Regions from separate parts of the Homo sapiens genome. Here regions 1 and 3 are each linked to region 2. The links are chromatin loops, found by intact Hi-C in ENCODE. Cell type or tissue: Caco-2. All regions are shown on one strand. Each heading gives the region's core, and the rest is flanking DNA. Links, peaks and the distances in the headings are about the cores only.

What was found. Peaks named below come from ENCODE experiments on the same cell type or tissue, not always from the same donor. Only the 100,000 strongest peaks of a DNase experiment are listed, where the experiment ranks them.
Region 1: a loop joins it to region 2, with 5 times the contacts of the local background. A loop is called at or near these places in 7 of 110 quality-filtered maps.
Region 3: it touches region 2 in a loop (3-fold over the local background); 12 of 110 quality-filtered maps call a loop at or near these places.

What each region holds. Positions count from the first base shown.
Region 1 is chr17:36,626,698-36,632,197 of GRCh38, reverse strand. It overlaps a transcript of MRM1 not described here. Among named protein-coding and RNA genes, the nearest start is that of MRM1, 28 kb to the right of the region's middle. RefSeq lists an enhancer at 4,894-5,394. In Caco-2, for the core only: a CTCF peak has its summit at 2,730 (motif pointing left); a DNase peak (open chromatin) is centred at 2,717.
Region 2 is chr17:36,933,535-36,939,034 of GRCh38, reverse strand. It overlaps LHX1 (LIM homeobox 1), which reads right to left and starts at 1,560. Exons shown (of 5, transcript NM_005568.5): 1 at 668-1,560. The coding sequence starts at 837. LHX1-DT (LHX1 divergent transcript) reads left to right here and starts at 2,374. Exons shown (of 3, transcript NR_135671.1): 1 at 2,374-2,471. RefSeq lists enhancers at 1-567, 1,410-2,253, 2,512-3,426, 5,255-5,500. In Caco-2, for the core only: no CTCF peak of the experiment used is centred there; DNase peaks (open chromatin) are centred at 674, 2,852 and 4,104; H3K4me3 peaks cover 3,845 bases; H3K27me3 peaks cover 1,739 bases.
Region 3 is chr17:37,045,477-37,050,976 of GRCh38, reverse strand. All of the region lies in intron 11 of AATF (apoptosis antagonizing transcription factor), which reads right to left. LOC105371753 (a long non-coding RNA gene) reads left to right here. Exons shown (of 3, transcript XR_934717.4): 2 at 5,009-5,087; 3 at 5,398-5,500. Among named protein-coding and RNA genes, the nearest start is that of MIR2909, 14 kb to the right of the region's middle. RefSeq lists an enhancer at 2,379-2,879. In Caco-2, for the core only: CTCF peaks have their summits at 2,968 and 3,167 (motif pointing right); a DNase peak (open chromatin) is centred at 3,156.

The DNA of each region.
Region 1 (5,500 bases), core at 311-5,310, 310 kb after region 2:
GGTAAGCAGGTACCAGGAGCCAGGAGGGGCACATCAAAAACCTCTAGAACAGGCCAGGTGTGGAGCTGTAATCCCAGCACTTTGAGAGGCCAAGGCGGGCGGATCACCTGAGGTCAAGAGTTCGAGACCAGCCTGGCCAACATAGCAAAACTCCGTCTCTACTAAAAACACAAAAATTACCCAGGTGTGGTTATTTTTCCCTGGGTTGTTCTGTAGCTTGGCAGCAGGAATTAAGACTAACAGGAAAGGGGTCAGTTGTGGAGAGGTGCATGGAGAAGAGGATGTTGGAAGAGGGGAGCAAGGACCCCCAACCTCTGCAGACAACCTTGCCCAGCCCAGAGTTGAGGTAGGGGGAAGGGTTGATCCCATCTCCATCTCTGAGAAAGATTTATTTCTTCACTTCCCTAAGGTCTTTGGAGAAATGCTGCAACTCTCAGCCTGGCCCTCATCTCCACACCTCTGCCAGCACCTCAGTTCCAGCCCCAGGGCTCCAGGGACAGACTCCTAACATGAACTGCCAGGATACCATATATCCATCCATCTGACAGCTTACCTGAGCTCAGACGGCCTGCAAACTGGCAGGACAGGAGGGATGCCCCGCGTTTGGTGTGCTGAGTGCCTTTGTGTGTGTGATCTCATTCAAGGTTCCCAACTCTGAAAGCAGACATGATTAGCCCCTTTCACAAAAGGAAGCAGAGGTCTTAGTGACTTGCCCAAGGTCACATGCCTAAACAGGGACACAAACCCGCAGGAAAGATGGAGCACAAATGCTGGGGTCTCTGATAGTGGTGCACACATGCACACATGTGCACAAATACATGCACACATGTGTACCCCAAATCATTTAAATGGACCATTCCCCTCTGTGTGTGATGTAGTTTACAGATCCCCTGTGCTCCCATGCATTATCTCAGTTGGTTTAACAACAGGGTCCCGTGGTAACAGGCAGGGCAGATGTCATGAACCCATTTCTCAGATAAGGAACCCAAGGTTCAAAGAGGGTGAGCAATCTGCTCAAGGTCACAGTCTCCAGAGCTTTGATCACAATAATACTGACAAACTCCACCTCCGTTCACGTTTGTTAAATGCAGGAGCTGGGTGCTAAGCACCTTCCATGCATCTAACATTCATGGTCATCCCGTGGGGGAGACATTGTTATTATTCCCATCTTACAGATGATGAAACTGGGACTTAGAGGTGTTAGATGATATGGGGCAGCCACATAGAGTTAAGCCCCAGCCAGCCTGATTTTTACTCCAGGAAACTCGCCCAGGACGGGAAGCTTATTCACCTGGGCCCCCGAGTCCCAGCACCTAGACCAGTGCCTAGCCCACATGAGGTTCTCACTGAGCGTTTGTGGAACATTTGTTAACCAAATAAATCTGCCCCCAATGCCCTTACCCTCAACTTCCTCCTCCCAGACCTTTCCCTGCCCATCTCCTAACTCCTCGAATGTCTCTAGCGAACCATTCGAGACCTCTCCCCCAGGAGTCGAGGGTTACAGACCCCCTCAGTCCCTGCAATGGGACCGGGAAGTCAATTCACCACCTCACTCTCCTATCCCTATTAGCATTCAGGGATTTGTAGTTTGTCCTTAAGGTTCTCCCTTGCCTCAGTTTCCGCCCCTGGCACCAGATGTGAGGGAAGTAGGCAAGCAGACTGCTGGAGAAGAGGTCCCCTGAAAAGCCCACCCCTCTGCTTTCTTGTCCCACAAGCAAGTGCTGGGGATTTCCTTTCTTTCTCTCTAGATCCCGCAGAGCCCCAGACAACGGACGAGACAAAGAGCGGGCAAGCGGAGCAGTCAGGCCCAGCTCCAAGGCATGCATTTCCAAACAGGGAAAATGTGGACATCTGAGGACGGGGTCTCTCAAGGATACTCCCCCAAGTACAAGGTTTGGAGGCCCCTTTTGGAACACTGCCAATTCCAGCTGCCTCCACCCCCAGGCACCAATCACTCAACAGCACTGAGTGTTTACTGGGCCTGCAGGCAGGGAAATAATGCAAGATGCCACTTCCGCAAACTGGCAGGACAGGAGGGATGCCCTGCATTTGGTGTGCTGAGTGCCTTTGTGTGCATGATCTCATTCAAGGTTCCCAACTCTGAAAGCAGAAACGATTAGGAAGCAGAGGTCTTAGTGGCTTGCCCAAGGTCACATGCCTAAACAGGGACACAAACCTGAGGCCTTTAGGTCCTGTGCCTGGGTCTTGCTCTCCAAGCAAAGCTGATCCTTCAGTCACATCTGCCAAGGCTTCCTTTCCTACCAGCTGCAGGCATTGTAAACAAGCCCCCATGCCTCTTACCCAGCCCCCTTGTCCAAGGGCAAGGCAGATGGCCAAACCACTCCTGGGAGACCCCAGGTCTACAGCCCTAGGCTTTAGTGGTCAATGAGAGGACAACCTTCCCCAGGCCCTTAACTGGCTGAGGGGTGCCGGGCTGCCCCACCAGGGCCTGCTGATGTGCCCCCCCCCACCCCATCCCTCCCCTCCAGCTGCCCTCTGGTCCCTCTGCTCCTCCCACTGCCCCGCTTTCAGCCCCGACCCAAGAATGACCAGGAGTCACGGGTGGAGGAGCAGAGTTCCTGGTCCCCAGCCTGGCTTCTGACATCTCCGGCGCCCCTTGGCCTACCCTAGGTCGGGGTGTCAGGTCCAGTGAGACCAGCCTCCCCTCAAAGCCATCCAGCCCTGCCCTCTGGCCACTAGGCAGCCACATGCTCAGAGGATTGTCCAATGTCAGAGCGCCATCTAGTGTGAATGATGGGCACTGCACCCCTGCCTGCCGCCGCAGCTCACCCACTTGGCAGGACCTCTCATGGGGGTGGCCGGGTGCAGAAGGGGAGACGCCCTCAGACTCACAGAGGGCGCCAAATCTAGACTTCTGACATAGTGTCCAGATGACACTTTTCCTCCAGTCATGGGAGAGACCCTAGAATCCAGCGAGGGCAGTCCCCTTGCAGTGTGAGAATGTAGGATGACACTGCCTGCAGGGCCCTGTCACTATTTGAAAGGCTTAAAATGACCTTTCGAAGAGCCTAATCTCTTTGCACTATTTTGTGTGCACTGGTGAAAAGTAAACTTTCTAAATCGGCCATAATTTGGGTGACCTCTTTTTGGCAAATCTTAAACAAGAGCCTCAAAGAACAGGGGCTAAGGCATTGTCAGACCCAGAAGAGGCCCCACCGTGTGCATGAAGCCTGCACTCCATGCCTTGCTCAATCTGTTTCATGGGTCTCTCTCTCTCTCTTTCTCTCTCTCACTCACTCTCCTCTCTCTCTCTCTCCATCCTTGATCAGCCTGATGGAGTCAAAAGACCACTAAGTCCAGGCAGGGAGGTCAGGCTGATCTGGGTTTGAATCCTGGCTCTACATGAGCTGTGTAACCTTGAGAAATTCACTTGAAATTTCTAAGCCTTACTTTCCCCATCTGTAAAATGGGGTTGTGATGAGCATTGTGTGAAATAACAAGTTTGAAGCACTCAGCAAAGTGTCAGCTGCTTATCAGAGGCTCAGTAACTGCCAGTCTCATCCTCCTCATCTCTCTCAGGGCCTCCATCGCTGAGTCAGTGTCTCTCTGGGGGTCCGCTTCTGCAGCACCTGGCACAGGGTCTCCATCATTCTCTTGGTCTCGGAGCACTGGCCACACTGCACCTTGCATCTCACACTGCATCCTGCATGTCCATTTTCCATGGTTATATCCATCTACTCCCACCCACCTGATCCATGACTCGGAGCTTCCTAGGGTCTCTGTTTCTCTCTTCTTCCCCTCCGGAAGCCCAGCCCAGTTTTGAGCCCATGGCAAGTGTGTATCTGCCTGCAGCTGAACTGAATGTTCCCAGGCACAGTTAGAGAAGCCTGTTCTGCAATCCAGGAGCTGAACCAACACATGTTTCTAGCCCTGCCAAAACATACATTTTGGCCAGGTGCAGTGGCTCGTGCCTATAATCCTAGCACTTTGAGAGGCCAAGGCCAGAGGATTGCTTGAGGCCAGGAGTTTGAGACCAGCCTGAGCAACATAGGGGGACCCAGACTCAAAATATATACATACACATTTTCTCTCTCAGTAAAATGGTATTGAAGCTCCTGACTTGCACAATTGTTAAAGGGATTAGAGAGAGGGCATTTGCAAAGGCATTCATAAAGAGTATAAAACACAGTAGGCCCTCAAAAAATAGAACTTATTACTATAACAGCTAGGGAGGCCCTGTTGATGTTCAAAAATATGTCCAGGCTGGGCGCAGTGGCTCACACCTGTAATCCCAACACTTTGAGAGGCTGAGGTGGGCAGATCACTTGAGGTCAGGATTTCAAGACCAGCCTGGCCAACATGGCGATACCCTATCTCTACTAAAAATACAAAAAAATCAGCTGGGCGTGGTGGCGTGTGCCTGTAATCCCAGCTACTCGGGAGGCTGAGGCAGGAGAATTGCTTGAATCCAGGAGGCGCAGGTTGTGTGAGCCAAGATTGCACCACTGCACTCCAGCTTCAGTGACCAAGCTGGTCTCAAAAAAAAAAAAAAAAAAAAAAAACAGTGTCCAAAGAAGACAGGATGAGTAGTATAATCTCAATTGTACAACTTCAAAAGAGACACCAGGGCAAGGAGGCAGAAGGCAAGAAGGGAATGGTGGGACACGATTAATATTGGCCAAGATTATAACCCAGTCAGGGTCTCGTCAACAATTTAAGAGTAAGGCATCCCACAGGCCAGGGGTAACCAGGTGGAGAGAATCCTCTTTCCACCGGATAGGGATGGGAAACAGGCAAAGCGGGATGGGGAATGAGAGGCGAACAGCCTCTTTATTAACACAATTATTTTATTTGCCGAAAGGTAATCATCCTAAGTGAGGTCAACGGCGGCTGGCACAGGACTGGCCCTGCAGGCGGCTGGGCCACGTTGCCATGGTGACGGAGCCCGCTCACTTCCAGCAGCTGCAAGGGCTGGAGAATCCTGAGGAAGGAGACCCCAGGTCTCTTTTCTTTCCCCCAAAAGGGGCTGAAGGAGACCTGCAGGTGTTTGCATTCCCCGTCCCAGCCCCCAAGAGACAGACTAAGAGCCCCTGGGGAAATGTCCCAGCCCAGGTTCGCAGGGGGTCCATCCTGGAGCACAGGGGTCTCTGCGGGCATCATCTCATTCTGTCCTACAATAACCCTGTGAGGAAGAGGCTACGCATCACCTGACCATTTCACAGAAAGCTGTGGCTCAGACTGTCCGCAGATGCGCAGCATGTGGGGATTTGGGGGCTGGGGTCTGAGGCCTGGGGCACCATTTACATTTGCCTCAGAGTCAGGGCTGTGACAATGACAGAATTAAACCTACATCTTGAATAATCAGAAAAACTGATGTGGAGAAAAACACACTCACCCGGCAGTCAGAAAGGCCTGGGTTCGAGTGTCAACCCTTCCCCTTACAGGCCACGTCACCCTCAGCAAATTTGCTCTAAGCCTTAGTCTGTCCAGAGCATTCTGCACCTGTGACTTTCCAGTCTCTGAAAGACAGAGCCATGAT
Region 2 (5,500 bases), core at 393-5,392:
TGAAGCCGAACCACCAGACAACTTCGGCAGCCAGGGAAGCAGGAAAAAGCTCCGGGCACTTCGCAGGCTACAGTGCAGCAGTTTGTCCAGGTCTGCACTCGGAGGCATGTCCGGGTTTGGGGAAGACCCCCGGGCGTGCAGGATCGGCTTTAAGGCCGAGTTCTTTCCTGCCGCTGACAGGGCAGTTGGCCCAGACACTCTACGCAAAAGGCTCGGAGCTTACCGCCAAGACCGCTCGGGGTCGGAAAAGGTAGTGGCCGGGAGGGAGCCTGGGCTCTGCCTGGAGGGCAAACAACCCCGAAGGCCTGGAGAATGCAGTTGCTGCAGAGCTTGGCTCCGGGAAAGACAGCAGTCCGGGCTACAACGCCCGAGGCTGCCCTGTCTCTTCCAAGCTTGAAGGGGCTTCTGGGCCGAGTCAGGCTCAGACCCTTTCTTCCCAGGCACATGCAGCCAAACCCAGACCCATAGTTTCCAGGATGCAAGCAGGGCCGCGTCCCGGGCTCCCAGCGCGCCAGCTGGCGGAGAGGCGGGCGCCCGCGGGACTTGGCTGCCCTCTCTAGAAGCAGTTCCTAACTGGGCAGCGAGGCCACGCTAACCTCTGATCCGAAGCTGGCCGGGAAGGGCCCGCGGGGAGGTAGCAGCAGAGGCGTGGGAGGAAAGTACTCACCGGAAGAAGTCGTTCTTGCAGTAGAGTTTGCCTTCCCTGGAGAAGCACTTCTCGGTCAGGTTGCATTTACATTCACAGCACTGGACGCACTTGACGTGCCAGGCCCTGTCCAGCACGTTCAAGAGAAAGCGGTCCAGGATGGGCCTTTTGCAGCCGGCACAGTGAACCATGGTCTTTGGTTTGGTCTGATGAGGCCCAGAGAGAGAGAGGGGCAAAGTAGAGCCCAGGGGATGACTCCTGAAGACAATCGGCACGAGCTCCCCAGTCTCTCCAAAAAGAGGACACACACTCGGCCGTGCAAGCCAAAACTCGCACCAGGAAATCAAAGTAGGGTGGAGGAAACGAGGCTGATCGGGGCCTGGGGGGGCGTCTCAGTGAAGTGTGCAGCCGGGGAGTCCCGGGGCCCCGGGCTGGAGCGGCGCCGCCTGAGCTCCCGGGGCGAGGAAAAGAAGTCTCAGGCGGGAGAGAATGCGACCCTTCTGCTCAGAGCCCGCGGAGGAGTGAAGGTCAGCGAGAACGGCGGCGGGAACGGAAATAAATAAATAAAAACGGAGAAGAAGAAGACGACGACTCGCCGAGCTCGGGTTGCGAGGAAAGCGCCGCTGAGTTCTCCGGGGCTTGAGGTAGAGCTGTCAGAAGTCAAAGTGCATCTGCTTTTGTCGGGGTATGAGGGCGACTGTGTGCGTGCCAGGCTGCCCACCACTGGGATTTCCCCCCTCTTTTTTTAAAAAAGGGAAGGAAAGAACAAAAGGAGCAGAGAAGCTTTGGATCCTAAACTGCCGGCATCGCGCCGCGGGTCTGGACGCGCCGAGCGCCCGCGCTGGGCCTGGGGGAGGGGGCGAGGGCCGACCGCGGGAGAAGGGAAAGAGGGGAGGGTAGGAGGAAGATCTTGGTGTTGATTGCTGTTGTTGCTTAGGTTTCCCCGCTTTTGGAGAAGTGTTTGTGTCAATCGAAAACAGAGAGGGACAACTCCGTGCGGAGGCAGCCAGGCGCACTCGCTCCTTCCCTACCGCCCCAGCCCAGTCACCTCGGCCCTTGGCCTGCCTGGCGGCCTCCGTGTCCTCAGGGCGACCCTCCCTGCGCCCGGGCTCCTTCGGGAGGCACTACGGGCTGGCTTCTCACCGCGCCTGGCCGTGCATCGTGGCTCCAGTCACAACTCGCGGCCGCCTGGGCGCACAGCCCCGCATCGCTCGGCCCACGCTCTGTCTGCCTCCGTCTAACCCCACAGTCGCTCGACTTTCTCTCCTTTTCCTTTTCCCCTTCTTTTTTTCGTTGTGGTGGCAAATCTGGGTTTCCTTTCTAGCCTCCTTCCTTTTTTTTTTTTTGTTTTTCTTTTGCAGCGGGAGGAGTCGGGGAGGAGGGGGGCAGCTTGGAGAGCTTTAAAAAAAAATGTCCTGGCGCAGCGGCTACAGTAGGCCGGCGGCTGGAACGGCTCGGCGCGGACCGCCGCTGTCGCCGCCCGGGCCGCGGCTCGTTGCTGGCCCTCCCCGGGCGCGTCCCTCAGTCCCTGGTCTCCTGGCCCAGTCGCCGCCCCGGTGCGTCTCTCCCCAGCTCCGGCGGCTTGGTCACTGCTCCTGGCTGTTGGCTGAGCTCTGGAAGCCCCCTCGCCTTAATGCAGCGCCCGCTGACGTCACTGCGGCCTGCGACCAATCAGCGCCTCGCGGTCCCTCTGTAAACCATTCTGCATCCCCCGGCCCGGGAGAGTGCGGGGAGACCGCGTTTAGAGGATCAGTGGCGGCGGCACCCGCGGCCCCGCGCGGCGCGGACGGCGGGCAGCACCGTGCCTGGGCCCCCTCCTGCTCCGGTAAGGCGTGGGTTTCGATGGGAGGGACAGAGAGAGAGCGGGAATAGGCGCAGGCGGAGGCCAGAGTTCTGCTGTAGAGTGGGGGTAGTCCAAGACCGAGCCTTGTGGAAGGTTGGGGTGCAGCCGGGTCCGGAATCCCAGGCGGCTCCCCTGCACTGCTGGGCTTTGCAATTCAGCGGCTGTTGCCATTGTCCCCCCGTACTTTCTTGAGCTGGAAGTTTGTCCCAAGCGCAGCGCACATCTTTGGAGGGGGAGGAGGCTCTTAGCAGCAGAATCTCCCTCCTCCCGTCCCTCTTTCTGTGCCCCCTCCCCCAATCCATCCAAAGTCCACAGGGTCCGGGTCCTGGGCGAGCTGAGTGTCTGTCTCCCGCAGAGCACTCTTGCAAAGTTGATTCGGGCGGTTTCCTGATGGGGGCGGGGAGACCGGAGGCGCGGCGCCGGCGCGGGGGAAGGAGTGGACCGGGAAGCGCCTCGGGTGAGGAGTTGCAACCCTGGCGAGAAAGTTGTGAGAAAACTGTGATCCGGAGACACCTTTTACGTACAAAAACAAACGACTAGGCGGGAAACCGGGGGCTCCAGCGGCGGCTGGGGGTGGTGGTCGTGGCGTTGGGAAGAGGGAAGGAGGAGGGGGGGGTGCCGGGACGCCACGAAGAGGCTGCAGTAGATGGGCGTGCAGTGCATGGGCAGCGTGTGCCGGGATTCCAGTCCTCCCCTGTCCAGGCTTCGGGTTGGCACCGGCTTCCCCAGACAACAGCAAACCACACCCTCCATAGTTCACTCCTCAGGGAACCCGTAACTCCCTAATCCCGCTCTGGCTAGGAACTCGGGACCGCCGCCCCCAGGGGCCTATTTTCCCACACGTGGGGGACAGATCCTGGTCTAGAGTGCCTTCGCCTGGAAGAGTTACTGTAGTTTTTCGGAGCACTCAAGTCAAACCCTAAATTCCGTTTCGACCACACCTGTTCTGGGTGGGCTTAACCAGGATTTCTCCTGAAGTGGAGTCTGAAGGTGGTTGGGCTGGGCGGTCCCACTTTTGCTCCCCGTTTTTGTGCTTCGGGGGAGGGGGTGCTAGGAAGGCTCATTTGGCCCGAGCATGGAAGGCAGTGATAGTGGGCGTCCCTCCGGAGCTGGCTGGTATTGTGGAATTGGCCTTTGGACCCCACTCGCGATGCGCAGACCAGACGGAAGCTGAAACGGGGGAAATGCTCGGGGAAGCGGAGTCGCAGTGAACCTGGGCTGGCAGGGAATCCCGCTGTGCAGATGGAATACCCTCTTCGGACGAACGGGGAAGCTGCTTCAGAGAATCTGGCTTGCGCTCCGTGGAACCGTGGGGTTTTAGGGCTTTGCCAACGCCCCTTTGCTGACTCCGCCCGCACCGCCCAGCAACCTCAAGGCCCACAGGCAGCCCCCCGCCTTGCCGCCGGCGTCACCATGTCATGGAAACCGAAGCCGCGGAGACCCGCAGTGCGACTCGTTGGCGTTCTGCCCTGACCCGTGGGTGCCGGGACCCTAACGCCTTCTCCACACCTTCTTGCACATACACATGTGGGCTCCCCGCTGCGGGCCGGAGGAGCGTAGGGGACTAGTCAGCTCCGGCGCGCCGCCGGCCTCCGCCGGTCGCTCCCAGACCCCGACGCGGGGCAGGGCAGAGGATGGAGAAGGCGGTTCTGCGATCTAGGGGGCGGGCTCCGCGGGCTCGGACTCGGCTTCGCGCTCCTCCTGCGGACCCGGCACTTCCCGGCGGAAGACGACCGGTACTCGGTAGGCTTCTGGCACCCCCGCAAGCGCCAAAAGCCGTGTGGCATGGGGTCCCCACTTCTTCCACCCGGACCCCCAGGCGCCTCCCAGCCTGCTGCGCTGCGTGAGGCCTGCGGGGAGGGGGCCAGTCCAGCCCTGCTGTCCTCACACTCCTCCCCTCCCCGCAGCTGTCCCGGTTCTCGCCGCCAGCGCCCTCGACCCAACCGCCCCTTTCTGGAATCTATAGTGGCCCCAGTCCCGGGTGGCTTGCCTCCGCCCCCGTCCCAGCTGGGCTCCTTCTCATGCAAAGCAGAGGGGTCACGGTGGAGTGTGGGGCGGTCAGTGGGACCTACCGGACGACAGCTGGACCTAGCTGTCGGCCCTTCCCCAACCCAGGGCCTGTCACCTCCCTCTGGTGGGCAGGAGGAGGTTGCTCCATCCATTTAGGGGTGTAAGAACCTTGGGACCTAGGTATAGGGGAAAGAAGGCCCCTCCCCACAGACGGACCAGCGAGGCAGGAGAGTTGAGGATGAGGACAGGACGCTCGCTCTAGGGCGTCAGGCTCCGCTCGTCCTGGTGTCCAGATGGCTCAGTAAACAGGTCCGCAGGAGCCAACCCTGGCGTCTCTGCAAGGGGGGCCAGGAGCGCAACTCAAAGTGCGCCTCTTGGCTCCAGATTCTAGGTTTGGAGTCCAGATTTAACTCCTCCACGGGGACAGCACATTAGACAAATGGTGGGTTTTGTTTTGTTTTCGTTTCCATTGAGCTTTTGTTTTAAAACATAATCGGTCGCAGGGACATGGAGAGAAAATTGACCAGGCTTTCTAAATTCGCCTTCTCCGAAGCCGCTCAGCTCAGCTCTGCATTTAAGCCAGTTCCGTTCAGCGAAGAGCACCAACCTTCCCTCCTCACCTTCCCGGCCACATTTATTGTCTGCATCCTCAACTACGCAAGCGTTTTCCTACCCAATGTCCTCCACAGACCCACAGCCACTTACACCGCCCAGGACCTGTACATTCTGGACCAGGGTCCGCGGGGATCATTTTCGCCCATAGCTCGGTGACTGCAGAATCCTTTCCACCCTCCTCCCAGGCACCCCCGGATACGGCCCCAGAGGGCCTAGGAGGTGACTTTCACAGTCCAGGTTTCTTTTCTTGAGAAGCTCCTTGACGATCAGCCCCAGAGGGACCCTGGTCAGAACCCGGGTTGGAGAGGGTTCTGTCAGCTCTCTCCAGCTGCCATGCAGTTTGGGGAGCCTGAAGGTGCCCCTCTCAAACTTCCACTTCCCTTCCT
Region 3 (5,500 bases), core at 149-5,148, 110 kb before region 2:
ACAGTGAGACCCTGTCTCTATTAAAAATAAATAAATACATAAAATGATACACATAATTTGCCTTTGACTAATTAAAAATTGTTCATTTGTTGCTTCTTAGGAGTGGGGGGTCTCCCTAAATACATAAGACACATCCCAGAATGTCATGGCCCTTCCTTCCTTTCTAATCCTCTACCTCTCCCACACTGCACACAAAAGTGCTGTAGCATTTGCTTCTGCCTTAACTCAATCCCATACATACATTGCAGAATCAAGGGAAAAGAAGAAAGCACACGGCAGGCAAGTCGGACAAAGGGTTCCAATCATAGCAGCACTCACGGCTAGCAGGGTCTGGATCCGATCTGAAACCCTACAAGTAGAGTCTGCCCAGATATGGTCAGTCAGCACAGAGATTCACACACACGCCTGCTCTGCACAGACCAGCGCGGTCACCAATGACAGATGTGTGCTTTTAAAATTATTGGTGATGTACTGATGCTGCCTTTTTTCACGTTTGTCTTTGAAAACAATTTGCTTAGTGTGGTGGAAGCTTAAACATGTACTAGATGTATATGATTCCTGGCCTCAAAACCTAACATACTACAGGTATAATCAATTAATTAAAAATATTTGAATGCTTATTTGAACTTTGTTAGATTTTGTGGAGGTTCACAAAGACATGAAAGGCACAGCAGAAGCTAGATCGGGAAGGTGAATACATGCAGTAAGTGTGTCTCAGACAAACCACTCCATTTGGGGAGACACACAAACATTCTTCCTCCTGCTGAACCCAATTCTGTCATTTTAGGACTTACAGCCATGGGCTCTTGTCCCTCTAAAGCCAGAGAGAAGTAAGGCTGACTACTATTCCCTGTGGCAGCACTTCAACTATTTGATGTCTTCTTCTAACTAAATCTGTTCTTTTCCGGGTTCAGCGGCCTCAGTTGCCTCCATTCCTCCTGTGACCGAGTCTGCTTGCCATCCTGACTGCACTCCTATGAGCCCTCCATTTGCCAAAGCTCCAAAAGCAAGGTCTCCAGAACCCGCAGCCCTCGTGAGCCCAAAGCAGGTGGAGCAGGACTCCATCTCTCCTGCACTCTGAACACATACTTCTCTCTCTGTCTTCCCAAGGCCTCCACTCTCTTCTGTTCTATCTATCAGTATGCCCAGGGCCTCCCAAATGTCTGCGGAAAAAGATGTCTTGCCAATTATCACTTGGCACATGCTAACGGCACCAAACAAAGGGATCCTTCTCCAATAAAGCACGTGCCTCCATTCTGATTGCCAGAAACCAAAGTAGGCCAAAGGGCAAAGGCTACTCACTCCTCCATTTTCCTCTTAAAAATGTCTACAGACCACAGGACAGCAGCTTTCCCTTTTTTTTTTTTTTTTTGAGACGGAGTCTCGCTCTGTCACCCAGGCTGGAGTGCAGTGGCGCCATCTCGGCTTGCTGCAAGCTCCGCCTCCCAGGTTCACGCCATTCTCCTGCCTCAGCTTCCCGAGTACCTGGGACTACAGGTGCCCGCCACCACGCCTGGCTAACTTTTTTTTGTATTTTTAGTACACACAGGGTTTCACTGTGTTAGCCAGGATGGTCTCGATCTCCTGACCTCGTGATCTGCCCGCCTCGGCCTCCCAAAGTGCTGGGATTACAGGCGTGAGCCACCGCGCCCGGCTTGGACAGCAGCTTTCTTTTCTTATATACTTAGAGAAACCAGCTTAATAGAAATCTTGAATAGTTAAATAGAACAAGGCGAATGCTTTTATATGGCATAGAGCATGGTATCACAAATGCAGAGGGGCTGGAAGGTGCTGTCAGAGTTGGTTCTGACTGGCTCAGGTCCTTACTGGGTCTAGGACCTTAGGTAAATTACTTAGCCCCCTGAATCTTAGCTTCCTCATCAGTAAGATGGTGACAATATCTTCCTTAAACATACTGTTTTTACAGCACTAAGCAAAGTCCGCATTGCATAAATGGCATCGTCATCTATGATCATGAGAAATGGAATGAGACAGAGCAACATGCTGAGGACCTGTGTGCATGCATTACAGTTGCTCCCAACCAACACGAGGGACTAAATGGCACCCTCCTTTCATCATTCCTTTGCTTTCCCCGACCCAAATTCATCCTACTCGGTATCAGTGACTTTACAAATGAGAGAAAGATATTTGAGAAGTGTCTCTATGACCTAAAAGGAGAAACATACTGATCCAAATGGCAGGCAATCGCCCTGTGCTCTTTGGGGCTGTGTGGTAGGGGCAGCCCTATGTATGTCACGGGAATGGGCTCAGACACAGGTGACATGCATTAGAACTTAGCTCCTCAAGGCTGGGCGCAGTGGCTCACACCTGTAATCCCAGAACTTTGGGAGGCCAAGGTGGGCGGATCACCTGAGGTTAGGGGTTTGAGACCAGCATGGCCAACATGGAGAAACCTCGTCTCTACTAAAAATACAAAAAATAGCTGGGCGTGGTGGTGTGTGCCTGTAATCCCAGGTACTTGGGAGGCTGAGCCGGGAAAATCACTTGAACCTGGGAGGCGGAGGTTGCAGTGAGCCGAGATTGTGCCATTGCACTCCAGCCTGGGCAAAAGAGTGAGACTCCATCTAAAAAAAAAAAAAAAAAAAAAAAAAAGAAAAGAAAAACTTAGCTCCCCAAGAAGGCTGGATTGCTGGGAAAGTAATCCAAGTAAAAAGACACAGTGCTGATAAGGAGTTAGTATTTAGTCAGAATGACACAAAAATCACTATAGTAGAAAACTTAGGATTTCTGAATACGGCCAAAAAGTCGGTACTTACTCTCCCTCACTCTCCTCTTAACATCCCCCAACAACCCAAGGAGGATCACAGGCTTCTCTCCTGAAATCTCATCATAATTCCATACCAAAAAACAAACCAAAACTGAACAACAACAAAAACCCCCATAAAAAAACCACAAAGCAGAAGAAAGGAGGTAAAGGGGAAAGAAAGCAGTCTTCTTTCAGCTAAGACTTATTTCTTAACAGGATCAACTTAGCAAAATAAGAATGACTCAGAGACACCCCTTATCTATCACTAATTACCTAAATCTAGATACAAGGCAAATCATGTCCAATCCGACACTAGCTGAAACTCTTCACAAGGTTCCAAAACAACAAAACCGCAGCCGCCCGAATCTGCCACAAGGTGGCAGTACACGACTCGTTTCCAAGTGGACCCAGCCACCAGTCAGCGGAGCCCATAAATTACCCCGTGTGTCTGCTCTCATCACCATCCTCCCCAGTGCTTGAAGGAGACTCTAGAAGGTCTGTTCCAATTCGTTCTTTTGGTCAGGTCAGAACTAGGTCCTTCAAACCTCTGGAAAAGCTTTTAGCCCTACAGCTCTAAATTACACATGGTGACACACGGCCTCTGGCCTGTCCCCTAAAGATCAGACAGACTCAAGATTTATAAATGTTCCAAGAAGCAGGTTCAGGCCCCAAACAAAGGAACTGAGAGGCTGGGGAACAGGGAGGAGAGGGGAGAGGGATGGGGGCGAGAAGGGGACTGCACGTGGACAGGTTTTCTTCTCACTTGTGCTTCCTCCTTACTCAAGCCAGTCACAAATCCCCTGCACTTTAACAAAGGAAGAAAAATACTCAAAACTTCCACCATCCCTACTACTAGCTTCAAATCTTCCACATGATTTTAAAGAAAAATAATTTACCTTAGCGGACTTGCAAAAAAGCAGAGGGGTGGGGGAGGAGCCACTCTTCAGACAAAAGGGGCGCCGCTCCTTCCACGCATTAATATTCCATATTCCCGGGATGATGTCCACTTTCACAGTTTGACTGTTTTATAACAGATTTGATGTGAGAGAAGACAAATGGCCTCACAAAGGAAAGACGACAAATCATCACACTGCTTTTAGCAGGGTTTCTCTTTATTTTTATTTATTTTTATTCCGGACCTGGGATGCAGAGCTCTCTGCCTTGCTGGAGATGTTTAATATTAACGTCAAGCCACCACGGTCCCCGCAATAGAGTTGGCCAGTGTTGTGTTTACGGTTTTGTGACTGCTGGCTTCAGGAAGATGAAGCTCCTTGTTCAAACAGCAGCCCCTCTAACAGCTCCTGTTAAAAGCTAGGGGATGCTTCACTGCTTAGACGTGAATCACTTCCCCCAGCCGCACAGAAGGTGAGACTGACATTCCAGTTACATTTGTATCCGTATCAGGATGCTGCCCAACAACCCAGGGCGTGTGTGCATGCGTGTGTGTGTGTGTGTGTGTGTGTGTGTGTGTGTGTGTGTTGGGGGAGCACAGGATGCATCGCTCAGCTCTAGCTTAACTTCAACACGCAGGAATTAGTGAGGGTATTCAATGTCAACCCATAGAGTTTTGGCAAGGCACTCTGCTATTACTTCTGGTAATAAGTTGGAGGATTTCTTTTGCTTAGAAATCGGGTACCAATCAAAACGCACAAGAAGTAACTAGTAAGTGAGCAAATGCAAAGTGCCAGCTCTGCAATGCGAGTCAGGGGACACAGAGGAACCGCTGGGGCCTGGGGAGCAAGCCCTTCCAGCTGCTGGCCAGCTGCCCTACCCGGAAGTCTCCCCCCGAGCGTTCAAGGAGCATGTGTTCTCCTGGCTCTCCTCTGCCTTCCTTCTCCCAGGTTCTGCTCTTGGCTTCCTCTCTTCTTTTGACACCCTCCCCTGGTGATCCTACACACACTCTAATGGTCTAATGGTCTCCTCCGCGTGAAGGACCCCAGAGCCCGAGTCCCCGCTCCCCTGCCCTCCCCCTAAACTCATCTCCTGCCTTGCAAGGCTCTTCTGACACCCAAGCTACCATTTCTCCTAACAATGGCAGCAAATTCTTTTTTATTCACATCCCACACAACTGTTTAATGGCAGTGAGCTGTAAGACAAAATTACAGATATCGATACCACATTTTCTGATGAAAAAATAAAATCCAGTCTGAGATGGGGCTCTTGTTCAGACTGTATGCCTATTAATTGATTAAAAAAAAAAGGCTGCTCTCAATCTGTCCATAATTTTTTGGTTTTTAATAGTATCCTTCAAAGAACTTCCTTCCTGCCTCTGCAAATCAGAAATTCAGCAAAAGGAGCATCTGTCCTAAACACCTGCCAGGTGAGCTTTCCCCAGCAGCACTGAGCAGGCCTGCAACAGGGGGCCTGCAACAGGGCATCTCTCCCACTCGTTTCACCAGCTAGTCTCTGAGGTCAGCAGTTTGATTACCTCAGCCAGTTATACGATTGGCTCTAAAAAGCCTGACTGCTAAGTGCAAAGTGAGCAGTTTGCATTTCTTCCCCTGAACCTGAAGAGTCTGTCTGGCTGTACAGTTGTGTTTCCCCCTGTAGGACCGAGCTGTGGAAGAGAAGGCAGAGTGCTGCCAAGTGTGTGTATGAGAAAATGTGTATTGATTTCTTCTTTCTTATAGGGGAGGACAAAGCATTGAAGAACAATTGCTCGTCTTTGCAGCATTTCACATTCCATACAAGAGACAAAAGGCCCAACCCCCACTACCCTCTGAGAAGCAGAAA